Linked DNA regions of Mus musculus: regions 2, 3, 4 and 5 are each linked to region 1. Evidence: chromatin loops called from intact Hi-C (ENCODE). Cell type or tissue: left cerebral cortex. All regions are shown on one strand. Links, peaks and the distances in the headings refer to the core of each region. The heading gives the core; the rest is flanking DNA. Region 1 holds the start of Nrgn (neurogranin). Region 2 has its middle 7.4 kb from the start of Gm24764. Region 3 holds the start of Spa17 (sperm autoantigenic protein 17). Region 4 has its middle 14 kb from the start of Olfr878. Region 5 has its middle 7.4 kb from the start of Olfr876.

Region 1 (6,109 bases), core at 787-5,786:
GGATTCAGTCATCTGTCTCTAACAGGTTTGCCCTCGGGGCATGGTTCTTCAATTTATTGATTTATTTATTTTTGAGTCAAGGATTCATCATGAAGCCCTGGGTGACATTGAACTTGCTATGTAGGCCAGGTTGGGCTTGAACTTCCCACGGTTCTCCTGCCTCTACCTCTGGAGTGTTGGGAATACAGGTGTGGCCTACCTGCCCAGCCTGTCAGCATAGCTTTCTACTCCAAAAGGCCAAAGCAAAGTTTACAAAAGACTCCCCCTCGTCATGATTCCCCAGCGACCCTCCTTTCCTGGGCCTCAGAGTTCCTTAATTTGTGCTCAAGGTGCTTCTCAAAGGATTTAAACACAATTTCAGGGTGTTGCCAAGAGAGTGAGGACGGATAGGCCCAAAACGTCCCCTGTCTTCTTGTCTTTCTTAGTTAGCTCTGTAGCTCTCTCTGACATCTTATACTTCACATAAAATACCGATCAACCCCTTTGGGTTTTGTGATTCTCCCAGTGCAATTCTTTCTTGGGGATAGCCTCAGGAAGTAGGCTTTTTGAAAGAGGACAGCAGGTACAAAAACCCATTCCAGATCCCCTCTCCTTGGTCTTGCCCGCTGTTAGAGGTCGCGGTGGTTTGGGGAGTTGGTATTTTTCTCCAACCACCCTAAGACCTGACCTCTTCACCACTCACCACAGGTGATCCAGAGTATGAAACCTGGCAAGACAAGAAGAGCCAGCCCCAACACAGCCTAGCATAAGGCTGTACTGCTGTTCCCTTGACTCTGCTCCCCATCCCTCCGGCTGATTCCTTAGGATGGGCTGCTCATGGCTGCCCATGGGATAGAAATCTGGGAGAAGATCATTGGGTTTGGTGCTTGGGCAGCTGCCTCTCTTAAAGCCAAGACTGATGGTTGTCTGTGTTGGGGGGTTCTGAATAAGCTGGGGTCACCTGGGAGTGGGAGAATGTACTTGCCAAAAAAAAAGGAGGAGCCATGGATGGCCACATTCCTTTGCCTCAGAGACTCTCATTTTCTTCAGGGCCAAGCAGAACTTAGCTCAGGTGAATTGTATCCTTCAGCTCCCCAAATCCAAACAGCTTTAAGAACTATGCCTGTCGGCTGTCCCTTATATATCAGGCCCTGTGCCGAGTACCTGGGACATTTTATGCCATGTAATCTCCATTTTAGAAGTCAAGAAACAACCTCAGAGACATTTTATAGCTCCCCCAGGTTGCATAGCAAAACAACAGTGAAATGGTCCTCTTCAGAATTTGTACTTTTACCCCCTGCCTCAGGGCGGGTGGTTACTTCGATACTGTTAGCTGGTACACAGTCAACGAGACTACAAAGGAGAAAGGAGTGGGCTATCAAAACAGATTTCTTTTTCTTTTCCTATTAGACGAAGGCAGGAAAGTCATGTACATTTGCGATGTCAATCAGACACTGGAACATCGAATAATAGCTCCTTTAAAAACATCCCCTTGAAAAAGAACACTGATGTTTTCTTCTTCCTCATTTCTCTCTAAGCTTGCTTACCAAGGGGGAAAAGAACAAGTAAGGCACGGCTAGATTCTTCCCAAACATCAGGTAGGATGGTCATGGAAGAGAACTCCAGAGCAAAAAGATGAGGAAGGCATACTGTTCTCTTTACAGCGCAGGGATGCCTGGTAGCAGCCCTGCCCTCTTCCAGTCCTCCGCCCTTTTTTGCCCCCTCTTTTCCTTCTTTCTGCCTCCTTCCAACTCCACAGAATGAGACTGATGCTGAATATTATCTGGCCCTTTGGTCCAGTGGACTTGGGACATAAAAAAACAGAGACTGTGTCAGGGCCCAGTGCAGGAGGTGCCCCTGGACCCTGGACATTCAATACCTCTGGCAGTCCCTCTTCCTCTAGGGGACACTGATTTCAAACACATTAACCACACCCTCAGCCATTATCTATCAGTATTAGTTATCTGTGGTGTAGCTATCTACTTGCCATGCACCAATGGCTTCCTGGGTATTTTTATAAGCACTAACCAGGAGAGACAAGGTTGGAGGCCTGAGCCCCACATCTCACCCTCTTCATCCTTCTCAGGCTTCCTAGAGTCTTCACCCATTCATGTCTTCCCTGCTGGCACATCTCCCGATTCCTTTCCCCATCCTTCTTGGCTTCTCAGCCTTTTCTTTCTTGCCTAGCAGTTACCCTCCTCCCCTGTTGACTCATATCTCATAATCTGCCATCTATCTATTTATTTTTTATTTTTTTACTTAATGGAACATTGCTGGGGATGAGGGGCTCTTCCTCAATTGAGACTGAAGACCCACACCTTTCCTTTCCCAGCCAAAAAGTGATTCTTGGGCTCAGTGTGTAGCTCAGAAGCAGAGTACATATTTAGCAGGCATAAAGTCCAGAAGTCAATCCCCAGCACCAAAAATAAGTAAGTAAATAAGCAAATAAGCAAACAAACTGTTCCCTGGAGAATAGCAAACCGCTTCCTTGGAAGAAGCCCTGGATAGTGTTCTTCAAAGGGCGGAACTGTATGTGATTGGCATGCTTGTATATGTATATGTATATGTATATGTATATGTATATGTATATGTATATGTATATGTATATGTATATATTTTTTCTGATCTATACATTTACTGCTATGAGCATTTACAGTAATGAAAATCAGTATGCTTCAAAGAGGGATTGGAGGGCAATCTTTTGAGAGGACAGGGCTCCACACTTGTCAAAGGTGCCTACTTGGGGAAAAAAAATCACATTTCTAAGCCCCATTTGTACAACTGTAAAAGACCTACCTACCTGGGGTGATCAGGCACTCTGGCAGCTGTTATTTATTTAACAAGAGTTAAAATGTCAGCAATGGCTTGCCCCTAAGTTCTCACTGCGTCTTGGACACTGGGCATTGGGAAGTGTCACCTCTCAAAGATATGGGCTATTCCTCCCTTCCAAACTTATTTATTTTGCACATTGTGGGAGAAAGGTGGGGTTCCTGCTGTCGTTAAGTAACCTCTGGAGTCTTTAGCCAGAGTGACAGAAAGAAAACACTAGGAATTTGGAGTCGTCTCTTTCCTTAGATCGGAGGCTAAGAATAAGCAAACACGTTTTATATAGGTATGGGTCACTCAACTCCTTTAGCCAGCTAGGAGCCAGGACCAGTGCTGGATGCCTTCATACAAGAGCCCTTAACAAGATCTGCTTTGGCGTTAGGCACTTGCAGCATCCAGTTTCCGTGTAGGCGCTGATAGACACTTCCTCCCCTTGCCCACAGGGCCCTCTCACGGTCACTCACCCAGCACCTTCCAAAGGAGAAGGTTTTGGGGGCTGAACCAGCTCCACCCCAGAACCACACTGACTAGGTTCTTTCCTGCCCATCACCACCAAGACCAGGGTGGATTCTCCCCGACTTCGCCACATAAGGGCTTAGACGATCATCTGAGGGTCGTGAAGATCTTGCCACAGTCCGCGACAGCAGCAGTGGGATAGGAAATCGTTTGGGGGCCAAAAAATACCAAGGGAAAGGACTAGCACACCAGCAACTTTCCTGTGTCTCCGTGGGGGAAGTTCCACCTCTCGTCTAAGCAGCAGCTTTCCTGCATGAAAGCTCTGCTCAGATCCAGATACAACCTAGATTGTCTGGCCCATGGGCGCTCAGACGCCCCCGCGAGCTGGGGAGCATTTTCCCCAGGGCTTGGCTCAGATCAGGCAGGCGCCTTCCATCATCCAATACAATATTTCAGCACCATTCTTTCCCACATTGTTCCTAGGTCTTCCGCACCCACTTCCATCCCTCACTCACCCCCCAGGGGTTCTCGTGTGCCCCTTGCCCCAGAACACGCTGAGTTCAAGTATGGACTTACCGTGCAGCAGTCCATTGCCGGTGTTGAGGGTCCTTGGCTGGGGTGGAGCCTGGCGCAGAGCGGGGGTGGGTTTGTACGATGCTGGGTGGCAGCTCAGGGGCTGTCGGGCACTCCCCGACCAGCGCAGAATCCTTGCAGAACCAGCCTCTCTCCTCTTGGGTCCGGTCTCCCGCGCTCCGCAACTCTTGCGAATGTAACCTGAGCCCTGCGGCCTCGAAGCCAATCAGAAGACACTTTCTGCAGGGTGGGCGGGGAGAACTGGAGCGAGGACCACTCCTTCTCTCGACTCTCTCCGCCTCGCTCGCTTTGGTGCTCCAACCTCTCCACCTACACACTTCCATCCATTCCTCCTACACACCCCATCTCCCAAATTCACCCCCCCCCCCGCTTTCTAAGTCGCAGACTGCCAGGCAGATGTACGTCGGAGTAAGCACAAGGCCTCCAACATCCAGGGCACAAATACACATCTGGGTGCAGCACGCCCTACCGCCCATAGATAGAAAACCACGAACCTCACCCACCTCCCTGTTCTAGAGTCCCAAACATTACTCCCTCTATTTCCCCTCTCTGCAGAGATGCCCTCCTCACTCTAGTTACAGAGAAACCTGATGGTAGACAGCCTACATGATGGGCACATAGTGACATAGACGCTCCAAGCCTCATGCATCCATACATACTCCCAGGCGGGGTGGTGTGGTGTATCTTCCCACATACAGACACTGCAGACACAATAGGCAAAAACAACTCCACAGGGCCGTGTCCACACACCCTGTGAAGCACAGGTAAACGGTAGACCTCCTGTTAGTTAGCACATAGACAAAAATACCTGCATTCTCACTGCTGGCAATGTCTGCACTAAGTGTTTTCTTTTTAAAATTTTTAGCAAGAACACTGTATTGTCACACGTTGATTCTACGTATTAATTGATTCCATTGTGACCTACTTGTGCCCTTTAAACCATGTTCACCTGGTTACCCTCTTTTGCCCCTTCCCACTCCTGATAACCCCTACTCTTTCCACAAGTATCCCTTTTATTGCCATGTCTTTTTTTTTGGAATGGGGGGGTGTCGAGAAGGAACCCATTGAATTTTGTTAGTGTTGTTTATAGGAGCACGGGCAAGGGCTTCTTTACAGCATTGTAGGCACTGTACTAGTGACTGCACCCCTAAAGTAAATGTCTCTCCCTACCTCACCAACTATTAATTGTGTATAAATCTTCAGGGTGGGGTGGTACCTCATAAGCCCCTCCTCTTTCCATGATAGAGTGTTAATGGGCCCACTCTTGTGGAGATCTTGTGCAGGTGATCCAGCTGTTGTTAACTCAATAGCCAAGTCATGACTGGAAATCATCATTCCATACCTCACCCCCCTTCTTCTGGTTCTTAAATTCTTCCTACCCCTTCTTCCATGATGTTTCCTGAGCCTTGGAAGTATTGGTATATATGTGTCCTCTCTATGACTTGGCATCCAATAGCCTCTAATTCTCAGTATTTTGACTAGTTCTAAGTGTCTTCCATCATCACCGACCAAGTATCTATTTTGTATCTCTCCATGACCTGTGATCTATCTGTCTACTTATCCATCTATCTATCCTTCCATCCATCTGCACCAAATAAAATCACGTACACCCAGCACCCACTTTGAATGTATTTATATCCTGGTACAGACTTAGCACACCCACCCATCCCACTCCTCACACTAGACTTCCTAACCTTTTGATTCACCGCTTCAAAATAAGACAAAAGTTAGCCACCCTCACACTTGCTCTTTGGAAGAAAAAGGATGCTGTCAAACCAAGCAGTGTTGCGGTTATCACTGGTTTTGGCCCTTTGGGCCCATGCTGGGGCAGGATGTGGTTTAGAGAGAGGCTGGAAAGCAGAGATATGGAAAGGAACATCTGGGGTATGTAGCTTGACCTTTTTGTGGTCTCTAAACCTCCTAGCCTGTCAGGGTAGTATAGCTGACTGTGTCACATGATACCTCCTAGCCTGTCAGGGTAGTATAGCTGACTGTATCACATGATACCTCCTAGCCTGTCAGGGTAGTATAGCTGACTGTATCACATGATACCCAGGTGGTTGGGATCCCTTTGAGAAAACTCAAGTCCTCCTCAGCTAAGTTCTCCAAGGAGGGACAGGGAAAAAAATTACTGCTTAGAGTAGAGAGGAAGAAATGCCTGGTGTCTCTGAACAGGACAAGGGACCTCAAACAGCCAAGCTGCAATGGATCCCACTGTCACAGGCCAGCCACACTAGGACTGTTGAATGCTTCT
Region 2 (6,109 bases), core at 519-5,518, 280 kb after region 1:
TTTTGGAATGAGCCTTAAATCCAATCAGAAAGTGGCTGGTTACTCCTAGGATTAATACTACTACTGTATCTGTGGGCATATCTTGCCCAGCCAATCGGCTAAATCACTTTTATTAAGTTCAATGAATTATTTTGGCTACAGTAGATCCTTAACACTTTAATTAATTTTAATTAGCTCATAAATTTTTTTTTTCTTTCTTTCTTTCTTTCTTTCTTTCTTTCTTTCTTTCTTTCTTTCTTTTTTTTTTTAAACTGCTCTTTTTGACGGGAACTGCCTTAAATATATGGAATTTGTATTCTCCTTAGAAATAAATGGGAATGATTGCTTTAATTTCTCTAATGTAGTATCTCTTAAAATATTTCACATTTCAAAATGATAACTGAGGAACAAATTTTTTGTGTTTTGTTTTGCATTTCTCTTATTATGAGAATGCTTTTTAATATTCAGCAGCCCCCAAATTCTTATATGCAGTGTTTTTTTGTATCCTTTGCTCATTTTCTTCTGAGGTTTTGATCCTCTTGCTTTCATTTGCATATTAGGGAAATAAACTTTTTACCTCAGGGATAAGATACATTTATTTCCTTTCATTTTGTTATTTGGCTTTTGACTTGTCTTTTATTGTCTTAAAAATTTCTCTTGATTAAATTTATTATTTTATAATTTATGATATTTTAACCATAGTTGGAAATGCTTTATGGCTTCATAGTTTGTGAAGCAATTTACTTAGAATTCCATTCTGTTTGTATCATTTCATGGCTTAAACAGGTAGATGTCTGGTTTATTTTAGTTATGCTGATGTATGGTGTAAATGGATCCCACTTTATCTTTTTCCATATGGTTTTTCATTTACTCCATTGCCATTTACAAAAATGTTCATCTAATTCTAATTTTGAGCTCCTGCCTTTATCACATAGTAAATGTCAAGGATGTTAGGCTATTTCTGAGATTTACCTCCTGCTCCATTGGACTATCAGTCTACCAGTAAGCTAATCCCACACTGTTTTAACTATAGAAACTTCATTATGTTCTTATATCGTTAGGGTAACTTCCTACTTATTCTATTGTTTGGGGGCGGGACTTGCCAAACATTCATGTTTAACAATAACTTCTGTAATTAATTTGGGTTGACAAATTTGTTGAGAAATTAAATTGCAAAGTATAAAATGAACATATTTATTAGTATAGTTCATACAATGAAAAATCTGATAGCATAAATGCATTAAAAATCTTTTCCTAGGTTGACAAGTAAACTTGGGAGTGGGGTGTCTTAGTTAGGGTTTCATTGCAGTGAAGAGATACAATGACCAAGGCAATTCTCATAAAGGACAATATTTAATTGGGGCTGGCTTACAGGTTCAGAGGTTCAGTTTATTATCATTATGGTGGGAAGCATGGCATTGGGGGAGCTGAGAGTTCTACATCTTGTTCTGAAGGGAACCAGAAGACTAGCTTACAGGCAACTAGTAGGAGGACCTCAAAGCTTATCGCCACAGTAATACACTTCCTCCAACAAGGCCACACCTTCTAATAGTGTTATTCCCTGGCCCAAGCATACTCAGATCATCACAAGGGTGTTCTCATACTTCGGATTTTAAAGCTTCTAGTTGTGACACAGCTTTCTGGTTTTTGTTTTTTCAGGTTTCTATCAGTATCTTTGGCAATGCTTAATAATTTGCTTTATTTATTTTTTGCATACATTCTATTGGTTATATGTTTGGGTATGCTACTGTGGTAATTTTAATAAGAGTCCTCTCTTTTATTAGGTTTCCGATTATTTTATTATACGAACTATACTAATAAAATATGTCAGTTTTATAATTTGTAATATAATTTGTCACTTATAGATATTTTTATTTTTAAGTTTTTCTTTTTGATTGACATAATAACTGTGTTTATAAAACTCAGTGTGATGTTTCAATCTATGTATAATGATCAAATCAGGATAATTAGCTTAACTGTCACCTTAAATGTTATTTCTTTATAGTGAGTACATTAAAAATGTACAAATTTTGTACTTATTTACTTCCAACTTTGTTCACACTTATCTTTTCCCCCATTTTATGAATTAACATTTTATTATACCTTTAATATAGCAGCATTAAACAATAGTGAGGACTTTTAGTACTATGGCTTTATTCTGTCTTCTAATCAGGAATGGATTCCAAATTAGTTGCTACCTTTTAATCTATGATTTACATAACTTACGATTGATTCGTGTTGATCTGAAACGTCATCTAGGTCTTATATGTTAAGGTCATGGTCCCAAAGCATGGAGTTTCTGGGGGTGGTAGAATCTTTAGGATGCGGGGCCTTGTTGGAAGAAGGTTGGGTCACTAATTTGTGTTTTTGAAAGAGATATCAGGATCCTGGACCCTCTTCTTTCTTTTTTGCTTCCTGGTTGCTGTGAGGTAAATAGCTAACCTCTGGCATATGATCCCATCATTGTATACTCAGAAAGAAAAACAAACAAACAAACAAACAAACAAACAAACAAACAAAACAAAACAAAAAACAAAACAAAAAACCTCCAAAACTTCAAACCCAAACCAACTAATCAATCAACCAACCAACCAACCACAATCACAACAACAAAACATATCCCCAGTGACCATGGACTGGAACTTCTGAAACCATGTACAAAAATTAACTTTTTCTTTTCCAGCCACGAGGTGGACTTAAGCACACTGTATAACCTCAATTAGTTATTTAATGACTTGCTACTGAGTCTTTCATTATTATATCATTGCAAAAATCCCAGCTGGCTGTAAGAAACAAAGAAAGATCTCAGGCACCTTTTTCTTCACTTTCTCCAACTGGTATGGTTTAGCAACACTTCAGTACAATATAACAACCAAAATATTGCTGTTGGTACAGCCAAGATACATAACAATTCATTGCCACAAGGATCTCTTGTTTCCATTGCCTTTTTATATCACACCTTCCTCCTCCAAGAAGGAACATGCTATTCATGCACATTGCAACTTGGGTGAATTTCAATAGAATTATGCTGTGTGAAAAAGAAGCCAATCTCAAACATTAAATTCTGTCTGATTCCATTATATAATACAGTTGAGATGAGGAAAGGGTAGAAGTGGGGAGCATGTTAGTAGTTGCCTGAACAGAAATTATACTGGTTCTGTCCACTCCAATTTTAAACACTACTTTCCTTCTAATTTTTATGGGAAATATATGTAGCATTATTTAAGAAGGCAAATCTATATAAACAGTTTCATCTTTTAGTTAATACCATGTTTTGGAGGAAAACATTTTTAGCAGATGAGTATAATTTAATATTTATGTGTACTTAAAATGCAAAAATTATGGAAATATAGAATAATTACTGAATAGAAGTATGAATCATTCATATAGTGAACTTATGCATTAGCCAAAATAATGGAGAATATGAACTGAATCTTGCCTCCCAAACTGAGGTATCTTTAGAAAAATGTCACTGTGGTTACGTGTGATTCTTCCCTGCTGTCTCTATGCAGAATATCATTGCTTGCATAGAGCCAATGGTAAAATGACATTTACTCTGTTCTCTCTCCTTTATGTACTAGTTTTTAGTCCTTTTTTGGTGTGGAGGGTAAGTTTTCATTGTTATTTAATAACATAGAATCTGAAAGTTTTAAAGGTTGTAGGCATTTCACTGAAAAAGCCACTACTACAGATATATTGTTCTGCAGAGAGAATAGATACTTTCACTGAGTGATTGCCAGGGCTTAGAATGTACTACTAAATGTCTCTGCAGGGATTCCAGTTTTGACTCAACCGTGTTCCCTTGGCTGAGTCTAAGGAGGTTTATGCTTCTATCTTGGGATGTGCCATATTTTTTGAAATAAAATTCCATACAGAAGTAAAAGTGTGCTATTACAGAGGTGTTTAGGTGAGCATGTGAAGCAGATGTCTCTGGGTTTCTTTTTAGAGCTTTGATCTATACAAATATAAAGGAAGCCCTCCTTTACTTATCACTCCATGGTCCAGGCATCACAGATAGATGGTGCTCTCTTTCTTCAGCTGTAGACAAATTTCTAGGCACAGTCCTATCTTGAGATCATAGTCCCCATCAAACCCTGCTTTCCCAATATCTGTTTCATTAAAGCTGGTGGATTTTATAATCCTGTGCTTATAACTGAACAACTTTATTTCAGATAAACTATCATTTTCACTGCTTTTCTTCCTCTCCCTTGAGACAAAACCCACACCTGATTTTTAAATTTAAATTAGGTAAATTTATACACCCCATTTCACCTCTGGGGATCAAGGACTACATCAGGGCTTTTCAAATTTCAGTGTGCATAAAAGCCCTGCCCTTCAAAGCTTATGCTATGTACAAATATCTTTTATAAAATTTAATTTATAGATTCAGCACATTAAAAATTGATAACAATGACCATAATATAGAAGAGTCAAAATGATATGCAATTGTTTCCTGGAATCCATGGAAATGAGTTCCACAACCTACCATGGATATGAGAATCCAGCTCTGCTTGGAGCTTTGGAGTTAAGTCTCTTGTTTAAAATGATGCAGTATTTGGATATAATATATGCAAATCTATATACAAAATTTCCTGTATAATTTAAGCCATTTCTAGATTATGTATGAAACACATATAATAAAAATGTTATCTTATTTAGGAAAAGTGTATACATGTTCAGGAGTCTTTTAAAAACATTTTTTATTTCATGGATGATTGACTTTGCACATACACAATCCACAGATGTATCAGGAGATTGAACAATAAGAGTTATTTTAAATCTACCAGTTGGTTAATCAACATTTCACAGTTGATATTTTTGAACCATTGTTGACCATGGATAACTGAACCCATGAATAAATGTGAACCTGTAATGAAATACCTGGCAGAATATCTAAAATGAACATTAGGAATCCCTTCTCTAGAGTTTTGAGTTTGGTAGGATTTGAGTGGTACTTATTTTTTTTAATTAGGTATTTTCCTCGTTTACATTTCCAATGCTATCCCAAAAGTCCCCCATACCCACCCCCCCAATCCCCTACCCACCCACCCACAATAGCTGTAAAGTAAGACATGTGATGCTCAGAGAAGATGGAAAGTCCCAGTTCATGTTGCACAGAGATGCTTTCACATATATGTTTATGTGTATACTGTTGACAATAACCACATTTGATGAGCTGGACCCTCTGTTGGATGAGATGTCTAGAAAAGAAACAATCCATGTGTTGCTTATAGTTTTATGCTGCTGTCTTTGCACCAGGAAGTGGACCTTGCTACCAGCCCCCATCTGGCATCCCTTGAATCCTTGAACAAAAGACACATACACACACACACACACACACACAGTTTGTTCCTTTTCAACTTGCCTTAGGACACAGTTGCTAGACACTACTATCTCCCGCCTGAAAAAACATTAATAATATTTTTATCTCTGCTCCCCCCATATACTCTAAACTCCAGTGGCTAGTTCCACATAACTCCTGCCAAACATCCTTGACCACCTGCCTGGCCATAGGCCCCAGCCCTTCCCGAGACCTCACATGGGTGCTGGCTTCTTCTCCCTCCAAAGCATAGCCAAAACTCCTCCTCTCCTTCCTTGAATCTGCCTTTTCCTCCTGGGATGCAGAAGTCCCACCTGTATTTTCCACCCAGTAATCAGTTCTTGGCTTTCTTTACTAACAGATCAAGAACTAATTGGGGAATAGGATCTTAACATCAGAACTGTCCCCTATATCCATTTGGTCTGGTTAGGCAGAAATAATAGGAACTATGAGTATGTGTAAGATGCAAAAATCACAAAGGATCTCAGGGCAAGTAAAGGAAATATAATTACCATGTGTATGCTAACATGATCAAGAAAAAAGAAAAAAAACAAGAAAGGCACCCTCATGTGTGTAGAGCCAGCATGCAGCACCTGCATGAGAAACAAAAACCACTCAACTTAATCACAAAAATAATACTGCAACAAAATTGGATAACAGAAGCAAAATGAGAAAGAGGTGGGTCACATGCATGTGATATGTGACAGACAAGAAGGCCAGAAGCAGGTAGGAGATATTCAAGACCCTAAGGAGATTCCAATATGTTGAAAAATACCAAGTCTGGTCAGAAATGGAAGTAGGCCAGCATAG
Region 3 (6,109 bases), core at 471-5,470, 62 kb after region 1:
AAGATTTTTACTGCATGAATTTGTAAAAGTCAATGTTACAATAACCAAATTCATGTTCATACAAACATTACTTTTAATCAGACAATATATCTTAATAGCTTTCCCCTACTAATATTGTAGATTGTGCAGCAAACATTCACCCTGACTGGATATGAAACAGACCAGCAGGAGTCAGGAAACTGGTGGAAATTTTGAGTTCTTCAAAGGCAGGATCACAAGGGACAGGAGGTGGAGCTGTTCAGTGTGTGTGAGTTATTTGGATTCTATCTGTGTCCTGGGTTTCCTCTCTCTGTAAAATGATTTATGAAGGAACATCTGTTTGCTTAGGGGTATTTCCAGTCTACTTTGCCTAAAGTAATGGTAACAAACCTTCTATACTATGATTGTTCCAGGCAAGAGTAGGTTTTCAGCACAAACATGATGATAATTGTTCTTTCCCCCTTTGACCTGTGAGCCAGATCCTCATATTCATGAATCGTCAAGGCTGGGATTTGTACATCGTACAAAGGAAGTATAGGAACTTCACTTTGGCTTAAAATCAAAGTCACTGCTAGCATGAACCTTAGTCTCTGTGCAGGATGGGACCTGGAAAGTACATAGAATGTAAATTACCTTCCCAGCTGGCAATTCACTTGCCAAAGCAGTTTGTTTCTGTGCCTTCGTTGAAGAACAGTTTCATATACCCCAGCGAAACCCGGTTTATTTAATCTAGGGAGTGTTAAATTATTTTTATAACACTTATGATACTTTCAAATGAGAAGAATCAAAATTTAAAGAAAACTGCAAATTATCCTCTCAGGAAGAACAGGCAGTGAGCTAGCAGGGTTGCCTGAGAATAGGGTCCTTCCATACTGCATCTGTGAGAAATACAGAGAGAATGGCAGGGTACTGAACTGTCACAGCCTGTTGCAAACAGTAAGAGCCGTACTTGCAACCACTGGCCTTATAAAGGCTTTCTGCACAATGACCATGATTTTTAATGTTCTTTTTTTCTTTTTTGTATGTGTGTATGTTTTCATGCTCCCGTGTGTGTGTGTGTGTGTGTGTGTGTATGTGTGTGTGTGTGTGTGTGTGTGTAGTGCTAGATATGTGTTTGCACGTACATGGTGGTCACAGGCTGAAGACATGTATATTCCTCAATCTTAAGTTTTACCATAATGAAATGCTTAGTTTATTTTAAAATTCCTATTTTTTTTTTTAAAAGAGCTTACTCTCTCTTTTCTCTAGAAGGTTCTCAAAATACGCTGCGGCAAAAGCTGGTATATTGTCCGGTTGCTCCCTCAGAATCTCCCGTGTCAGCCCTTCAAGAAGATTTCCAAATCCTTGTGGAATTCGGTAGTGGGTGTTGGAGAAAGGAATCGACATCTCCTCGGAAAGAATTGCCTATATGGTACCTAAAGATTCAGTAAAAAGTGCCTAATTTAAATTATATAATCACAAGTTTCACAAACCAACTCACTATCACGACTCAAATCATTTCTCAAACACACATACCATATTTTGGACTTTAAAAAGAAAAAAGTCACACAATCTAGGTCCTGGTGCTCTCTCTATCTCAGTAGATCTGAATCAAATCCACGCACATCCTATTGTGGCCGAAGTGAACTGACTCTCACAAAATGTTCTCTGACTTCCATAGGCTGACGACATCATGGAGGCCGTGCCCATACACATGCACATACTAAATAAATGAACACCAAATTCACCCCACCACGTCTATCCTTTTCTCCTAGAGTTTTGAATTCTACCACTGAACTATTTTGTTTGTTTTCTGAGACAGAGTCTCTCAACATAGCTCTGGCTGTTCTGTAACTATGTAGACCAGGCTGCCCTCTAACTCAGAGATCTACCTGCCTCTGTCTCCCAAGTGCGGCGATTAGAGCCAGCCTGGTGGATAAACACTATGCTTTGTGAATTATAGTATCATAAATCCAGATCCATTAAATTAGACAAATACATATTTTCAAAGTTAGAGAACCACAGTTTTCACTAGATTAAGTACTTTGTTTTTCTGTCCTTAAGAGGTGAGGGTAGATGTTGCAAGCCCACAGTATTGAAGAGACAATGATTGCTGAGAAGCTGGTATAAACAATCCCCTTTACATTGCTGAGAAGAAACTATTTCAAGTGCAGTACTTGGGAGGCAAGGGTAGGTGGGTCTTTGTGAGTTCAAGGTCAGCCTTGTCTACAGGGTGAGTTTCCGGACAGCCAGGGGCTAAACAGAGAAACCCTGCCTCAAAAACCCAAAAATCAAACAAATAGCAAGCAAGCAAACAAAAATCTAGTCGTTCTAGAAATTATTATAATTTGTTGAATAGTTTCACTTGTTTTTCAGCCCCAACTTTTGAAGCATGTTCTCAAGTGCCTCTGCTTTCTGATGAGGGATTGTGAAAGGGGAGGTCGTGTATTTGGGAGTCAGCTTTTGATGTTTGGGGAATCTTATTTTCTGGTTTTCTCAGGCCTTCTTTTATCTTATTATTCGAGGACTGGCTTAAAGGTGGCTGACATAGGATTTGATTATTGAGAAAAGAGAGCTTCGGGTCTGGGCGTGTGCTCCCTCTGCCTCCCCCAAGAAGCACAAAGGCGGCGCTGGTTGGGGTCGAGGCTGGAGGACTAGAGGTTTAACAAGGCCTAACCTGTGGAGTCTCTTCCCTTTCTCTCTTTTGGCCACAAACAGCAGATTAGATATCGAATCTTGAGAGCTGTGTAAAGCCCTGAACCGGGCGGGGGAGGACAGGCTGTCGAGGGGAAGCAGGTCAAACCGTGGGCGGGACGCCAAAGACCTAGCGTTCCAGATTCTCCGAGAAAGGGCTTGCCAGGCTCTCTGTCTGGTCCAGGAGTTGCGGGAGTATTGGAGATGCGGAGAGACTACGGCACGAAGGAAAATGGCGAAGCCTCCACATTGGAGAGGGAGTGGGGGAAACTGCCTCACCTCTTCTTTCTCTTCAAGCTGGTGCGGATGGTTCCAGTGTTTTATCTCGTTGCTGGGTAACCGTTTTTTTTTTTCTTTTTTCTTTTTTCTTTTTTTTTTAACTACGGAGGCCGGGAGGGGAGCGCCCTGCGCCGCGCCGCGCCGCGCCGCTGATGGTTTCGCGTACTGAAGGCTTGAGGGTGGGGCCCGATAGGTAGACCCTCCCAGGCCCCGCCCACTACGCAAGACCACGCCTCTGCCCTGTCCCCGCCCCCGCATAGGGGCTCTTCCTGAATTCGGCGGGTTAATCAGGATCTTCACAAACATGGTTTCCCCGGGGCCTGTGTTTGGGATAGTGCTGCTCATAATCGCGCGAGTCAGCAGAAGTGCAGGTGAGGTGTCACAGCTGTGCCGGACCCTTGCCTTTCAGATCTTCTGCAGGATCATGGCATGCGTCCCCTTTAAAGGTCTGGTTTGAGTCAGAACTGGACTTTTCGCACCTAGTTCTGGCTCAAGGTACTGTTGGGCCCATCTACTGCCTTTTTCATGCAGGGTACCTCATTTGCAGCATAGGAGGCAGGGAGAGACTTCGGTTTACCCATTGGAATAGGCTCCAGAGTCCCCAGACCGAAGCCTTGAGGAGAGCTCAAAGAGAAGGGGGCGAAGCTTAGTTAGATAATATTTGGAAACAGGTGTCTGAGTCATCCAAAATACTTCAACACCTGCCCCCTCAGTAGTGCCCTTGGGGAGGGCTTCTGTCGGGATGGGTGCCTTGAGGGAATTAAATTTTACTAGTTTCTAAGTGGTTATTAGGGCTAAGAAATACAACCCCCTCACTAGCTCAGAATAATTTAAGGTTCAGCTCTGAATTTTGATACAGCCTAAGAGATACTAGTGGAGGGGTAAGACTCATCACACTGGAGAGGGAGCTATTTCACACTGGCCATTGTGCAGGTCAGAGCTTGTCATCTGACTAACCTGAGCTGGACATTGCCCTCTGCATGGAGATATCAAAAGATAGGAATCTATTCACTTAAAGTAAAAGGTTACTGCTGGAGCCACCCACCCTTCTTTTCTTTGTATCACTGAAAGAGTGGACCTCATCCATAGACTGTCAATAAATGAAATTTGGGGGGGGGGATGAGAATATAGCTCAGTGATAAAGCTCTTGGCTGGAGTGCTAGGAATTTGTGGTCCCATTACCATTATCCTCACAGCAAAAATGAAATTGCAATTCCTTTGGAATTAGATGACGTTGATTCTCATTCTGTCATAAACTACCTTCTGAGGCCTGTCAAGGACATTACTGTCTTCTTTCTTAAGAACTCTGCTACACGAGTAAGCTCCTAGTAGATTGTAAGATCCTTGGCAGCAAGAATTTTTATCTACTATTGGAATTATTTTTCCTTCCAGGGTTGCAGTCTCAATGTGTAAAGTACTAGGTATCATTAAAGAGATATTCATTGAATTCATAGCTGTTCTAATTATTCTTTAAAATTGCTTAATCTATTTGTGCTCTAGTCCCTTGATGGGTAATGTGGTTAGGTTATATCTCTTCATCGGTAGTAACACAATTAACACGTTTATTATAAAGATAATTTCCACCTCTAAATTTTTTTTTTCTCACCATAAATCCATTCACAAAGAGCTTCTATAACTGAATGTTGGCAAACACAGAAGGGCTTGGGAAGGCATTCCCCATCCTATGGACTGCAACATTGTTGCCCATGTAAGGAATATTTTCTTCACTCTGTTCTTCCAACTCAAGTCTTCTCTTTGCTTAGCTCTTATTTATGCGTTTACTTTTCAGCTTTTGTTCTGTATCTACCCAAGACAGGGCCCTCCCACACATATGCCTCCCGGTTTCCCCAGCAGGCTGCCATCCTGCTTATGCAATTCTGGGATGTTGTGGTTCCAGAGTATTTTGCTCATGGTACATGCTTCTTGAGGTTGTTAAGCTTTCCGGATAATCCTTGATTGCCATGTAGGCTTCCTGATCGAACTAGCTCCGGAGTGAGAAAGAAAACTGAGGATTTTTAGGGTTAGCCTGTAACTTAAAAAGCAGTATTAATAGGCCACCAAGCTTGTGAGGGGACCCCCATTAGCTCGACTGCCCTGTTAAGTATAGCCTAAGGGGCCTGCCATCTTTTGTAGCTTTCAGCAAGGAAAATGTCAGCTTTGTTAATTCTAATTCTCTTCCCTGTCTATCACTTTTATTAAAAACAAAAAACCAAAAACCAACCAAACCAAAACAAACCAAAAAGCCCTTAATTTTGTAAAATATTTTCTTTGTAGGATTTTTAAAAACTCTCCCCTGCTGAGACAAATTGGGATGATTTTATGATTTTCCTACTTAAATTTCTATGAGCTCACTGGGATCATTTGGATCAATGCTTGTTATTTAAAAAGTTCTCCGATATAGGCTATGAGTTAAAAATAGAAAAGATCTCGTTAAAGTGAATTCTTATTCAGTCTTGTTAGTGATTCTTAGCACAGAATCCAATATGCAAGTGTGCCTCCTCTTTTCTTTGCTTGTGAAATGGTGACAAGACTTTTTCTCAGAGATTTTTAACCTTCTGTCTCTCCACGATCGTATTTTTGTCTCCTGACTTATCTGAGCTTACTGGAAAGGAAACATTTTCACAGTCGTAAGTGTGGTAAACCAGGTCATCAAAGACAAAAAGCAACAAACAAAACCAATCAACAAAATTACATCATCATCAACAACAAAATAAACCCTCAAGAGAAAACACTTGAAGGGGTTTGGCATTGATAGGATGGAGAGGAGGAGCCAAAGATGGGTACAGCAACATTAGAGGACCTATGAGCTACTAGGAGTGGGCACAGTGATGGAGAGTTAGGGAAGGAAGTGCCTTGTTTTTCTTATCATCACCATCTGTGAGGTGCATGGAAGGTTCATTTTAGTGACTTGAGAGAGGAATGTTAAATTCTAGAGCCAAGTTTTAGAGCAAGGGTTGGCCAAGAACTGTGAAGGGGAAGGAAGGAGAGCATGTACATTAGTTGTTATCTTGGGTTCTAAGTTTCTCTTAATGGTCATGTTCTGCTGTGATACATATTGTTGGAAACTGTTCTTATTATGTTGTTTATTTAATCTGGAGCAACTGGACCCGGTTTTGGAAGATTAAAAGGCTTAAGTGGGCTCATATTCTTTAGTATAGGGACTATATGTTACTTCCTT
Region 4 (6,109 bases), core at 691-5,690, 380 kb after region 1:
CCTCACTAAATAGCCCAGGCTGGGTTTGTTCTCTGGATCCCCTGCCTCAGCTTTCCAAGTGTGAGATTATAGGCATGAGCCTCCTCTACCTTTGGCTGAGGTTTGCTGATATTTCTTTTTGTTTTGGTACGTACACAATGTGAACCTATGTTTGGAGGACAAATGTGAATGTGGATGCTCAGAGGTTAACCTCAGGTTTTTGTTATCCACTTTGGTTTTTTGAGATTAAGGCCTTTCTCTTGCCTGGCCTTAAACTCACCAAGCAGGTCCTTGCCTTGCCTTGCCTTGCCTTGCCTTGCCTTGCCTTGCCTTGCCTTGCCTTGCCTTGCCTTGCCTTGCCTTGCCTTGCCTTGCCTTGCCTTGCCTTGCCTTGCCTTGCCTTGCCTTGCCTTGCCTTGCCTTGCCTTGCCTTGCCTTGCCTTGCCTTGCCTTGCCTTGCCTTGCCTTGCCTTGCCTTGCCTTGCCTTGCCTTGCCTTGCCTTGCCTTGCCTTGCCTTGCCTTGCCTTGCCTTGCCTTGCCTTGCCTTGCCTTGCCTTGCCTTGCCTTGCCTTGCCTTGCCTTGCCTTGCCTTGCCTTGCCTTGCCTTGCCTTGCCTTGCCTTGCCTTGCCTTCCCTTCCCTTGCCTTGCCTTCCCTTGCCTTCCCTTCCCTTGCCTTCCCTTCCCTTCCCTTCCCTTCCCTTCCCTTCCCTTCCCTTCCCTTCCCTTCCCTTCCCTTCCCTTCCCTTCCCTTCCCTTCCCTTCCCTTCCCTTCCCTTCCCTTCCCTTCCCTTCCCTTCCCTTCCCTTCCCTTCCCTTCCCCCTTTCCCTTTTTTGTGAATTCTAGGGTTTTAACTCAGGTGTTCATATTTGCATAGCAGACAATGTAATGACCTAACTGCCCCTTCCACCCTACCAAAGTCTCTCAGTGTAAATATTTATCTAATAGTCAATTTTTGTACAAAGGACTTGTAATAGCTTAGTAGATCTCAGTAGAAAATTCATAAACTCTTCTGCACAGGAAGAGCAAATTTATGATTTATTCTCATTAGATTTATTTCATAAAAGAGTGTTGATAGGAATAGCTTAAAGATTTCATTTCTTCCCTTTTTATTTAATATGTTAGAACTAGAAATCTCTATTTTTTCCCATTTGTTTTTAGTTCTAATAATCTATGATCATCAAAATACTCTATCCTTGCATACAATTTACCAAATTTTATTTTGTCATGCTATATTACTAATATAAGTAAGCTATATTTTGTGGAATGTTAACATTGTAACTGAGTTGTTTGTGTTTAGTCAGAGCTTCTTTTGTCTTTAGAATCTTCTGAGATTTGGACACATATTCTTGGCTCCTTACCTGACAGAATCAAACTACTAATATATTAGTACACTTTGCTAATACAAATGGGGAGAAAACCTTATTCCTGAAATCTGGGAAGTAGATTGCATAACTTTCTATGTGACTCCTCCACATCATTGGCTTCTTACAAGGCAGAAGTGACATGTTCAGTCTAGCTAGTGTTCATTGTTTTCTAGAATGGAACAAAGAGAGGCAGATTTAAGGAATCTGCAGTTCCCCAAACTGGGTGAACCAACCTTAAGGCCATCATTATGTGACTCCAGCTGATAGGCTTGCATCACCAACATACAGTGAATTCTCGGAAGGAAGGAAGTAGATTTGTGGGAGAACTGGTAAAGGAATGGCAACAGAGAAAAGACTGGCATGGAAATGATCCTGATTCCCATATGGTAATCTGGAGCAATGACTGCCAGTGAGCGTGAAAGAACTGCCACATAAATGATGTCCTGAATCTATTAGTGGAAGGTACCCGCCTTTGTTTTGATATCAAAGAGGACATGTGTACATATCCTTAAGAGATCTGTCCTTGTTGGTGGGCAAACAAAGCTGTCTACAAAGAAGTGTTAAGTCATTGTTTGCTTTTAGCAACAGCACCGAAAAGGCTGAGAAATGGGATGATGTTAAATTTTACACAGACACTGTATGTAGCTGAATATGTGCTTTGTGTCATAAAACTTTGTATATTGAAATAAAATAAGTACAAATATTTCCTAATGTAGTGGAGTTAAATAGGATTTGGGGGTAAGAATACACAAATAACAGAATCCATTTTATTTACACAATTTAAAGAGCCTTAAGCATGTATAAAATTTAAATTCTCATTAAATGATCTTAACATGGGTATGAAAACATATTTTACTGGAAATATTTAGGCTACCAATTGTTCTGGTAAGCATTTAAAACCAGAGAACACAGAAATTAAAACCATCTTTTATGTAATTGTGGATTAATCAAATCATTCATTCCGCATTTATCATGTTTCTAGTGTGTTATGTGACTAGGTGCTAGGATTCGGCAGGAATCAATATATCAAAAAGTACTTAAGAGTACTTAAAAGAGTGAACATTCAGTTAACAGTTATGCTGCACTCATTTTTTGGTACCTTGTTTGTATTATGATTGTCATGTCTTTTCTATTTTGTCTCTTTTTTTTTCTTTTTTGTTTTGTTTTTCCGAGACAGGGTTTCTCTGGATAGCCCTGGCTGTCCTGGAACTCACTTTGTGGACCAGGCTGGACTCGAACTCAGAAATCCGCCTGCCTCTACCTCCCAAGTGCTGGGATTAAAGGTGTGTGCCACCAGCCCCGCTTGTCTTTTTTCACTAGGCAATTTAGACAGTGCCCATTAAGGATTTGCAAATTAAATGCATTCAAACCTTTTAATTTAAATGTTGATCTAAAGAACACTTTCAAAAGTTTATGTTTTTTTAATAAGGCATTGAAATTTTATATAAGGAGTTATATAAAATCCATGGTTATACATTTCAGAGCTTGAAAAAGATTCAGAATATGAATTAGCAGCGAAATCCTCCTCCCTCCCGCTTCCTTTTCGCCTTGATCGATGTTATTGAGTCACTAGCACCACCTGGTGGCTACTTAAGTGAACCTCCTGGCGTAGTGGTTTAGTGTTTGCTGAATCTTCTCAGTTATGTCTTTATACTTTGTAGGGCTAGGCATTGTGTCCTTGTGTGTGTGTGCATGTGTGCACATGTGTGTGCATGCGCGCGCGCGCGTCTGTGTATGTACAAAACCACTTTAAATACTTTACCTGCTGTAATTAAAATGTGCACAATGTTCTTTAAAGCAAATATATCTGCTTTAAAACTATACAATGGGCTGATCTACTAACTGTACAAGGATCTACTAACATGCCAACTGGAAGATTTTGTCTTTGTAAAGTGAATTAGTTTCTGGACATCAAGAAGGGTCATGCATTCTTTATACAAATTCTCCATACTTCATATGTTTTAAGAACTCAAATGAACTTATTTATGACATTTTGAAGGCATATGGATTTTACAGTTGATTGAGTTGCCACTTGATATAGTTTGAGGAGCTTGTCTTTGTTGGGTCTGTGATGTCCTTTATCTGGGGAGAATTAGATCACCTTTCCTTCAGGTAACTGTGCCAAGACATAGCTATACAGAAATGGAATGTTTATTCACCAGAGCTGTCTTGCATCTTTCACCATGGACTTGAGTGATACTAGTCCTGAGATTTTAAAATGACAAATGATTCATTAAGTTGCATAACATCCAAAGAACTCTCACTAATTAATACAAAAATTCAACTCCTGAGAAATCACTTACAAATTTCTGAGACCCTCTAGAGATGTCTGGTAGTCCTGCCTTCTGGGCCTCTCATTTCCTCCTCTCCACACAGATTGGCTGCTTTCCAGATGCTGGCCACCTTTATCTCTTTGTTTCTTTATTACTTTTCTGTATAAGAAGCATCTAAATGAGCCCTAGAGGCATTCTGGGTCCTTCACTTGGTTCTGCTGAACAGAACTGAATCATTTAGGCACCTTCCCACATCTCCTGGAGTGATCATTCCAAATAATAAATGTGGATGCAAAACTGATCATTTTGCCATGAATTCAGGAAGACTACCAGTTCATCAGGCACCATGAACCATCTTTGGTCTTCCTAGATGTTGCTGTATAAGTATTGAGTTTACTGTCTTTGGTAAATATCACCTTTAATGAACATTTACTATGAAACTTGTAAACAAATATATAAACGATAATGAGAATCCAATAAATCACAGACTAAAAACATTCCTACATTTTGTTAAGATATACACATAATGTAATAATATAAATGGTATTAAGCTTATGTATTGGGCAAATATATTTTGGATGCTATTAATGTACCCAGCCAAACCTTACCGTACTGTGAGTTCTGTGGATAGGAGACTCTGCTTTGTTTGTTTCACATGCCAAGTTTACCACCTGCTGCTACTATGAATAACTGAATGAATAGATTATTAGTAGCATCTCTATTTGCTTAGGTAATTTAGGAAAGTCATTGTTAGAGCAGCAAATGTGGTGTGTGCTATTTTCATAAATATAAACAAGAATCTCTATGGAAAACTCAGCAAGGCTTTCTCATGCTGTTTCCTATGGTGAGGACTCAGTCTCTATACTCTTCCCCAGTTACACAGATTTAAGCTTTAAAGGTTGTGCTCAGCTGCTTCATCCATATTCATTTCTGAGCCCAGAATAACCAAGATGGTGTCAAAAGATGAAACTGCAATAAATTTAGTTTGAATATCTTACTTAGCTTTTATTCACAGTTCTGGAATCCAGCAGTTCTCAGAACTAGAGCAGGCTCAAAGAACTCTGGGGCTACCATGATTACACATATATGGACTGGAAACAGAAAGGATGGTCTGACTGGTTCAAGCTAAGGGCTTTGCCTATTCATCTGTCTGCTTATGATGAGCTGTAGCCCAGCAACTATGATGACTGAGGACTTATTTATATGTTCTGTGCTGGGGCATAAGTTCATTAAGAAGAAATGCTGTATGGATGCATTTTCAAGGCCTGAATCTAATTGAAATTTATCAATGGGCAATATGAATTGAGTGTGTACATTAATAGGCAGCAACCTGTGTGCCTAAACTCCACACTAGGTCATTATGTGTTGAATATTCTCAAACCTACCTTCTCTTGGGCCTGCTGCAGTTTCCTCTGTCTCCTTCTATGGGTACCTTGGATTCCTGATTATAATCCACTCCCTTCTGGAACTGATTGGATGCTTACCTGAAATACTGAGCTGCACTTTAACTATTATCCACAATTAACCAACATTAACATTTTGTTATATTTTGTTCCCATTCTAATTTGTAATCAACATATAATTTTCCACTGTGGACCCGATATTCCTGGTATGTATCTTGCCTGTTACATGTGAATCCTTTCTTTTGCTGTTCCTTTTAGAACATCCCCTGCTTTATTCCCACAGTTCTCAGAGATGTCACATTACATGCCTCTATCTTTGTTTAACTTACTCCCTTCTTGTATTATCTGTCTAAATATTATTTTCTTCATTGAGACTCCCAACCTCTTAAGCCAATCCATTTGCACATCAATGTGCGTGCATGTACAAAATAGCTTTGAATACTGTCTTGGACTTGAAACACTTTCAGGACAAAAACCTTATTTAAATAATTTGTCTTCATACCAAGTTATCAATGGTGCTTTGCTATGGAAGGAGAAGATTTCTAACATTGGAAATACACAGTAGAGGATAGCGGTGAGGCAGAAGACAATGAATATCACATGATACATGGTATTCCTTAATTATCCTCTACTCTAATGTTAATTTTGAAAAAAAAACATGTATTTCAGAGTACAGGAAATATAATTAGCAGTATGTTGGATTGGGGTGGACACCAAAGAGTTATATTGTTCTTACCAAACGTTCTCAGAGTGTGATTTGACTGTAGCATTAATTAGGTAATATATACACTTAATTAGTAATACAGGTGAACTGGATTTTTTTGATTTTGTTCTACCCTATAATTTTGAAAATTCATGTTTTACCTAATTATATCCCAAACTGCAACACACGAGGCTGATATTTTATGAAAAATGACTCATTATTGGGAGCGACAATAATGTCATAGCTTGCCACAATAGGAAATTTAGATGTTTCCTTTTGAAAGGTCAAGTACCTGTGGAGATTTTATGCCCTAACATAGAGGGATGCTGGAGCAGTGGGGCAGGAGAGGGTGGGTGGGTTGGGGAGCAACTTCATGGAGAGGGG
Region 5 (6,109 bases), core at 636-5,635, 260 kb after region 1:
GGAAACTTCTGGTTTGTTTGACAAGTCAGGTATGTCAAGTGATGGCTGCCTGGGGCATACAGGTGAAAGAATGTTTTGCTGGGACAGACACAGGATGTTTTCCTGGGGCAGTCACAGGTGAAAGGATTTTTGGATATACCAAACACGTGGAAGGATGTTTGATGAAGGAGTATAAATATGATCCCACAGACAGTGGGAGATGAGCATGGGACATTGGTTTAGTTTGCTCCACCTCACTATTCTTCACTAATGACACACATGCATTGGTTCAACTTACATAGCATTGTTGAGCTCCACTTGTGGTATCAGAGTTGAGAGAAACTCACCAAAGAGCTGCTTATGAAATTCCTGTGGCAGCTCATTTGGGCCAGTTGGCTAGCTTTGCGGTTTCTTCAGCATTGAACTACAGCTACTGGTTTGGGTCTGATATCTGCCTGCTGAGAGGACTGAACTGAAGCTGCTGGTCTGTGTGTGTTGTCTGCCTGCCTAGAGGACTGACTGGTCTGCATCTGCTGAGTCATATTTGGTGTATGATAGGCACTGAACTGCTGCCAAAGAGGACTGCGCTCACCCACAAAGAACTATTGCTGAACAGGTATACTTCCTCCATATCCTAATAACTTTTCTCTTTCACGTGGGTGGTGGGAAAGAGGAAAGAGGAAAGGTTGAATGCTTATTAAAAGTAGACTGCAAAAATTATGACCACATATGAGTAACAGAGGATATGAAATACAAAAATAAATTCCTGAAACTCAATATAACTGGACCAAAGATGAAACTTGAGTTGTATCTCTGGTCCCGGAGGAGATACAACATCTTGAATAACCCAGAAGACCATTAATAGATAACTACCTAAAGCTAGTACCAGGAGCCAAAGTAGTATTTATTATCTAGCAGGCTGTTTTCTGATAATGAATAAAGCCTTTTTTTCGTCTGTGCTGGCATGCATGTAGTGTCCTCCACTGGAGCATGGGCAACCTGCCAGTGGCTAGATCCCCAAAGAAAAATAACTCTACTTCCACTGACAGCCATCAGCTGCCAGTAGTTTCTCAATGAGGGATGGGATCTGTGACTCTCCATTGTTGTGGTAGTATATTAATCTGCTCTATACTTCCTGGTTGGTATGTGCATGCTTGTTGCTACTGCCCCAATGTTTTAGATTCCTTGAAAGAAAGACATACATACACAGCCTTATAGTTTTAATACCTTAAATACCTCAATGGCTGGGCCACTCCTTAACTCCCCATGGGTAACACACATTCTCCTCCGATATTCCTGAGCGAATACTTATTAAATCTATATTGCATCTTTGCTGCACTGGACCCCGGGGGCAGCTTTCTTGGGGCTGATTTCCTCCTGAACCTACATGTTGGCTCTCTTTCCCTCCTGTACTTTTTCAGCATGGTCCATCTCCTACCACCTCATCATGGTGGAAACTCCTCTTCCTTCTTCCCTTGGTCCCTTCCTATGAATCCTAAAAGTCCAGCTTCTGTCCAGCCATTGGCCACAGAAAACTTTATTGACAAGTCAAAACTAAGTAGGGATAGGCTTCCTTTAGTTCTGTGGGACACTGTAAACAGATTTTTGGGTAATATAATTAGCATGAGAACACAAGCCTCTACACTCCATGCATGCTAGAATATTGACTGGCTTGGTCTTATACAAGTCTTCTGAAGATAACGACAGGTACTTGTGAGTTCTTGAGAGTATCAGCCTTTTTATATCCAGAAAACAGCCTTTCACACAAGTTCTGCCCATCCCTTGGCTCTTACATTGTTTCTGCCCAGTCTTCTGTTATGTCCCCCAATCCTTTGGGTGGGTGATTGACATAGCTGTCCTGTTAATGGCTGAGAACTCTAAGTCATTTATTCTGAACACTTCATTAACTGCTGCCAACTGCAAAAAAAAAAAAAAAAAAAAAAGCTTCCTAACCAAAGTTCCAAGTAACACTAATTTATCTATTTAGAAGGCAGTTGAACAACATGATCATTTAACAATATAAGAGTCCAACTGCTTTCTAATGAGATTAGAGGCCTACTCCAAAGAAGGGATGTCACAATTGGTACTATAAACCTGGCCAGTGGTCCATTACTCAGGAGATTTTAGGCCCGAGCAGTTGGACACTTCTGTAAGAGTCATGCCATTGCACCAGTGGGTAAGTCATGTCTGTCAGGTTAGAGTTAGTATTCAGGACACAGAATGTAGTCTTTTCTAGCACAGTAACTTACATAGCATCTTCAAGCACTATTAAAACTAGAGAGAATAGAGGAAGTTTTATTTGTATTATTTAAAAATTATTTATTAGAATCAGAGTATCATGTAGTATAGGCTGATCTGAAATTTGCTATATTGTAGCAAGTGGTTTGACTTTCTTATCATCCTGCCTCTACCTACTAGGGGCTGAGATTACAGATGTATGTCACCATAATCATTCAATTTTACGTACTGAATAAAAATCCTGCAAGTAAAGTAATTAAAATATATACTCTCTAATAATAATAGTAGCGATAAATGTACTTTGTGCCAAACAATGTCTCACTTAGTCATTAAAATTTCCTTTGGATTTTGGTTATTTTCCCCATTTTTAACTTCAAAAATTAGAAAAGCAAAGAAAGGTAAAACAAATTTCCCAAGATGATACTGTTGGTAAATAGAAAAGCCAGATTTGTGTTGAGGAATAAGACTTTAAAATTCTTATTCTAAATACTTAATTAAGATGCTAAAGGAGCTAGTAACAATTTTCCTGGGACAATAAGTATGACAACTTACACTGATTATAGTCCAATAATAAAGAGAGTGTCTATTGAGAGATCTGCTTTATGGGGGAAAGTTATGTTCATTTTTTTATCCAGGTTCTGGGATGACTGTAAGATAGACTTTTAGAAATATCCAGAAAAAAAAATACTGGCAACTATGGAAGAACCTAATTAAAGTCCTTGAACTAAATTCATGAACGCAGGAGCCTTGCATATAGAGGTACCATTGAAATTATAGAACAGTTTGTTTGGTGCTTAATCAGGCTTTAGCAGGTTTGGAGGTCACCGGGGATGAACTCTTCCCCTCAAATCAACTTTGGATTCTATTTCCCATTTCCCTGTTAGCTCACTAACTTCAAGGATGGGAAAATATCACAAGTTCACTCCTTTGAATTTGAAATATCATGTGAAGGAGGGAGGAAGCATCATTATCACTTCCTCCCCCATTTAGATTTAAAATACTATGTGAAAGTGGGGAAGTGGAGTAGCTGGGGCTTGCTGAGGCCCAGGATGGAAAGGCTATTTTCTCCTGATAAAGCATAGGTACTTTATACACTTATTATCATTTTAAAATTTTCTTTAAATCTTCTCCATATGTGTTATGTGATATATGGTCACAAGAATGGGATTTGAATTCTATTTCTGTTCCTCTGTGGAGTCATGCCATTCTTAATACCTGAAAGTTTGCATGAGTTCAAAGACATGCTATGGTCCCCTCCCATGAGTTAATCCACATGGACCTGTCAACCATGTGTACAAGAAAACACCCCTCAAAAATGTGTGATTTCAGGAAATATGGTATATCTGAAAACCTGATGAAAAGCTGGGAGGAATAACTGTGCCCTTAATGATTTAACAAAATGCAAGTGTATCCTTAAAGGCCCCCCTGCTTCACTGAAGTTGCTTCTGTCTTCTCTGCTTATTTTTTGAGTTCTGACTCTGAAAGCATTCTTTTTAAAAATTGTCTTTTTGTGTCTTTAAAAAAAAACATTTGGACAACTTTTTATAGAATTAATACTTTGCTCTACGACCCAGGTGTTCCATATCCTTACCCCAGAGAAAACATATTCACTCATCTTGATTTCTTTCTTTCTTTCTTTTTCCTTTTTTGAGATAGGGATTCACTCTGAAGCCAAAAATCTAATTTTGCTTTCTATATGTGGTGGTTAATACTGTAAACAAGGAAGAATCTAGAATCACCCAGGGGACAAGTCTCTGGTACTCCCATGAGGGTTTATCTAGATTAGATTATTTGAAGTAGGAACACCCAGTTTAAGAGAGAAGAGATTAGTTCTACTTACTTTCTCAGATGCTTTGTAACTTTAGTGTTTTCAAATCCTATTTTGAATGATGATTCTTAAACACTTTAACCTCCTTTTTATCCCATGACCTACCAGAGGTAGTAGGAAAGACAGGATATGGGGGAAGTGGACCTGTTTAGAAAGGTTCCCTGGAGCAACTCCTGTCTATGCTGTTTGGAAATTGGAAGTTCAGTTCACAGTTTAGCAGTAGCAGTTAGATCCACTCGCAAACACTTCATGGATGCACCAGCAGTCCAGTTCAGTAGAGTCAAGGTGGCAAGCATGAAGTGGCACTACCTAGCAGAGACAGCTAGACCTTAGCCTCTGCATGAGTCAGCAGGAGGGACCCAGAGGAACACCAAGAGAAGTTCTCTGCTGTGCCTCTCTCAAGGAAGGAAAGATCAGCAAGATCCACAAGCACTGCAGAGCTAGCTCTATAAGCAAGCCAAGCTCAGCCTATATCACTGACCATCAAGTCCTATGCATACCCTCCAAAACTCATGCCTTCCATGTGCCTTGCCTCAGCATGGGCCTTGCCTCAGCACGTGTATCCAATCAGCCCAAGTCCTTAGAGTTCCAACAAATGGAGCACGATTATGCAAAGTAAGACAGACCAATACATGTGTGTTGTTCTCAAAGAATCCTTCATCATGTGTCCTTGCTTTAGCAGAACATCCTCTCAGCTGTATCTCCTTCAGTGAAAAGTTCTTTCACCAGTCAGCCTTAGTCTTTCCACTGTGTTCACTTCAGGAAAACACTCCTTTATATGTTTGTCCCAGCAAAACACCATCCAACACAATTTACTTTCCAAAGAACTCTTATGTTTCCACTTCAATGTTGTCTGAGGTGTGGCCATGACAATGGAGTTCTGTCTGGTGTCATTTCTTCTTTCTGGTCAGGTTTGTGCTGTTTCTTTTTTCTTTTTCCTGTTATGAAAATAGTTTTACCCTCACATAATATATTGATTACATTTTTCTCTTTTTTACTCCCAGTTTCTCCTCCCCTCTCCTCCAATTAGAATCCATCTGCTTTCTTTTCCTCATTAGAAAAACAATAGACTTTAAGGGATAATAATGAAATAAAGTAAAATAAAATAAAATAAAATAAAAGCTAAAACAAAACTAACACATTGGTACAGGACAAAACAAACAAATAGCAGGAAAAGAGACTAAGAGAAGATACCAGAAATAGATCTAGATGCAGAGACCCACTCATTTGCATACTTGGAATCCCATAAAAACATTAAACTGTATGCCACAACACATATTCAAAAGACCTGTAAGGTAAAAAGAGATAAAAATATATAAATAAAATAAAAATTGAAAAATAAGAAAAAGAAAAGCCCTGACATGGCATATGGGGCAAAGAACCTCTAAAGATGCTGTTAAGTTCATGTTCTGTTGGCATTTACTGCTGCACAGAGCCTACCCTTACGAGTGGTTTGTTTCTCCAGTGAGACTCGTTTGGAGAAAACTAACTTTCATATTCATGAAAGTTCATGTGGAGACAGCTTCTGGGCTAGGGGTAGAGCTTGTGTTCATTTTTCCTTTAAGCTCTTGGGTCCCATACAGGACAGATGTGTACAGGCCCTATGCATATTGCCTCAGACTCCATGAGTTCATCCATCCTGGTGCACCCATCTTGATGATCATGAGGGCCTTGCTTCCTTGGTGTCCTTTATCCACTCTAGCTCTTACACATTTTCTCCCTTCTCTGCTTCAGGGTTCCCTGACCTCTAGTCAGAGTGATTGTATGGAAACATCCCACTTAGGACTGAGTGTTCTAAGGCTTCTTACTCACTGCAGTTGGTCTGGTTGTGGGTTTCTGTATTTATTCCCATCTGCTGTAGCAGAAAGCTTTTTTCTGGCCATGGCTGTCAAGGCACTGAGCTGTGAGTATCGCAGAATGTCATTGAGAGTCATTTTATTGTTACTTTTCTTTTTTCCCTCAGTTTTGACCAGTAGCATTTGTTTTTCCTCTAGATCCCTTGGGTATCTAGTCTCAAGTTTTGGTCATCCAGGCAATGTTAGGTTTGGATTCTATCTCATGGAG

The links. A loop is a pair of places that touch in the nucleus more often than their neighbours do. Peaks named below come from ENCODE experiments on the same cell type or tissue, not always from the same donor. Only the 100,000 strongest peaks of a DNase experiment are listed, where the experiment ranks them.
Region 2: it touches region 1 in a loop (2.3-fold over the local background); 2 of 42 quality-filtered maps call a loop at or near these places.
Region 3: a loop joins it to region 1, with 4 times the contacts of the local background. A loop is called at or near these places in 19 of 42 quality-filtered maps.
Region 4: a loop joins it to region 1, with 5 times the contacts of the local background. A loop is called at or near these places in 6 of 42 quality-filtered maps.
Region 5: a loop joins it to region 1, with 2.7 times the contacts of the local background. A loop is called at or near these places in 2 of 42 quality-filtered maps.

What each region holds. Positions count from the first base shown.
Region 1 is chr9:37,548,700-37,554,808 of GRCm38, forward strand. Nrgn (neurogranin) reads right to left here and starts at 4,046. Exons shown (of 4, transcript NM_022029.2): 1 at 3,838-4,046. The coding sequence starts at 3,852. In left cerebral cortex, for the core only: a CTCF peak has its summit at 3,309; DNase peaks (open chromatin) are centred at 2,127, 3,266, 3,655 and 4,068; H3K4me3 peaks cover 3,698 bases; H3K27ac peaks cover 4,218 bases.
Region 2 is chr9:37,827,132-37,833,240 of GRCm38, forward strand. No RefSeq gene overlaps it. Among named protein-coding and RNA genes, the nearest start is that of Gm24764, 7.4 kb to the left of the region's middle. In left cerebral cortex, for the core only: no CTCF peak of the experiment used is centred there; DNase peaks (open chromatin) are centred at 2,952, 3,502 and 3,850; H3K27ac peaks cover 1,459 bases.
Region 3 is chr9:37,610,625-37,616,733 of GRCm38, forward strand. Spa17 (sperm autoantigenic protein 17) reads right to left here and starts at 3,096. Exons shown (of 5, transcript NM_011449.2): 1 at 2,932-3,096; 2 at 1,212-1,394. The coding sequence starts at 1,365. It overlaps Siae (sialic acid acetylesterase), which reads left to right and starts at 3,197. Exons shown (of 10, transcript NM_011734.4): 1 at 3,197-3,302. The coding sequence starts at 3,236. In left cerebral cortex, for the core only: no CTCF peak of the experiment used is centred there; DNase peaks (open chromatin) are centred at 725, 1,328, 3,026 and 4,784; H3K4me3 peaks cover 1,558 bases; H3K27ac peaks cover 4,706 bases.
Region 4 is chr9:37,929,786-37,935,894 of GRCm38, forward strand. No RefSeq gene overlaps it. Among named protein-coding and RNA genes, the nearest start is that of Olfr878, 14 kb to the left of the region's middle. In left cerebral cortex, for the core only: a CTCF peak has its summit at 2,933 (motif pointing left); DNase peaks (open chromatin) are centred at 1,778, 2,921, 3,797 and 4,593; H3K27ac peaks cover 4,293 bases.
Region 5 is chr9:37,808,203-37,814,311 of GRCm38, forward strand. No RefSeq gene overlaps it. Among named protein-coding and RNA genes, the nearest start is that of Olfr876, 7.4 kb to the left of the region's middle. In left cerebral cortex, for the core only: no CTCF peak of the experiment used is centred there; DNase peaks (open chromatin) are centred at 3,221 and 3,477; H3K27ac peaks cover 1,211 bases.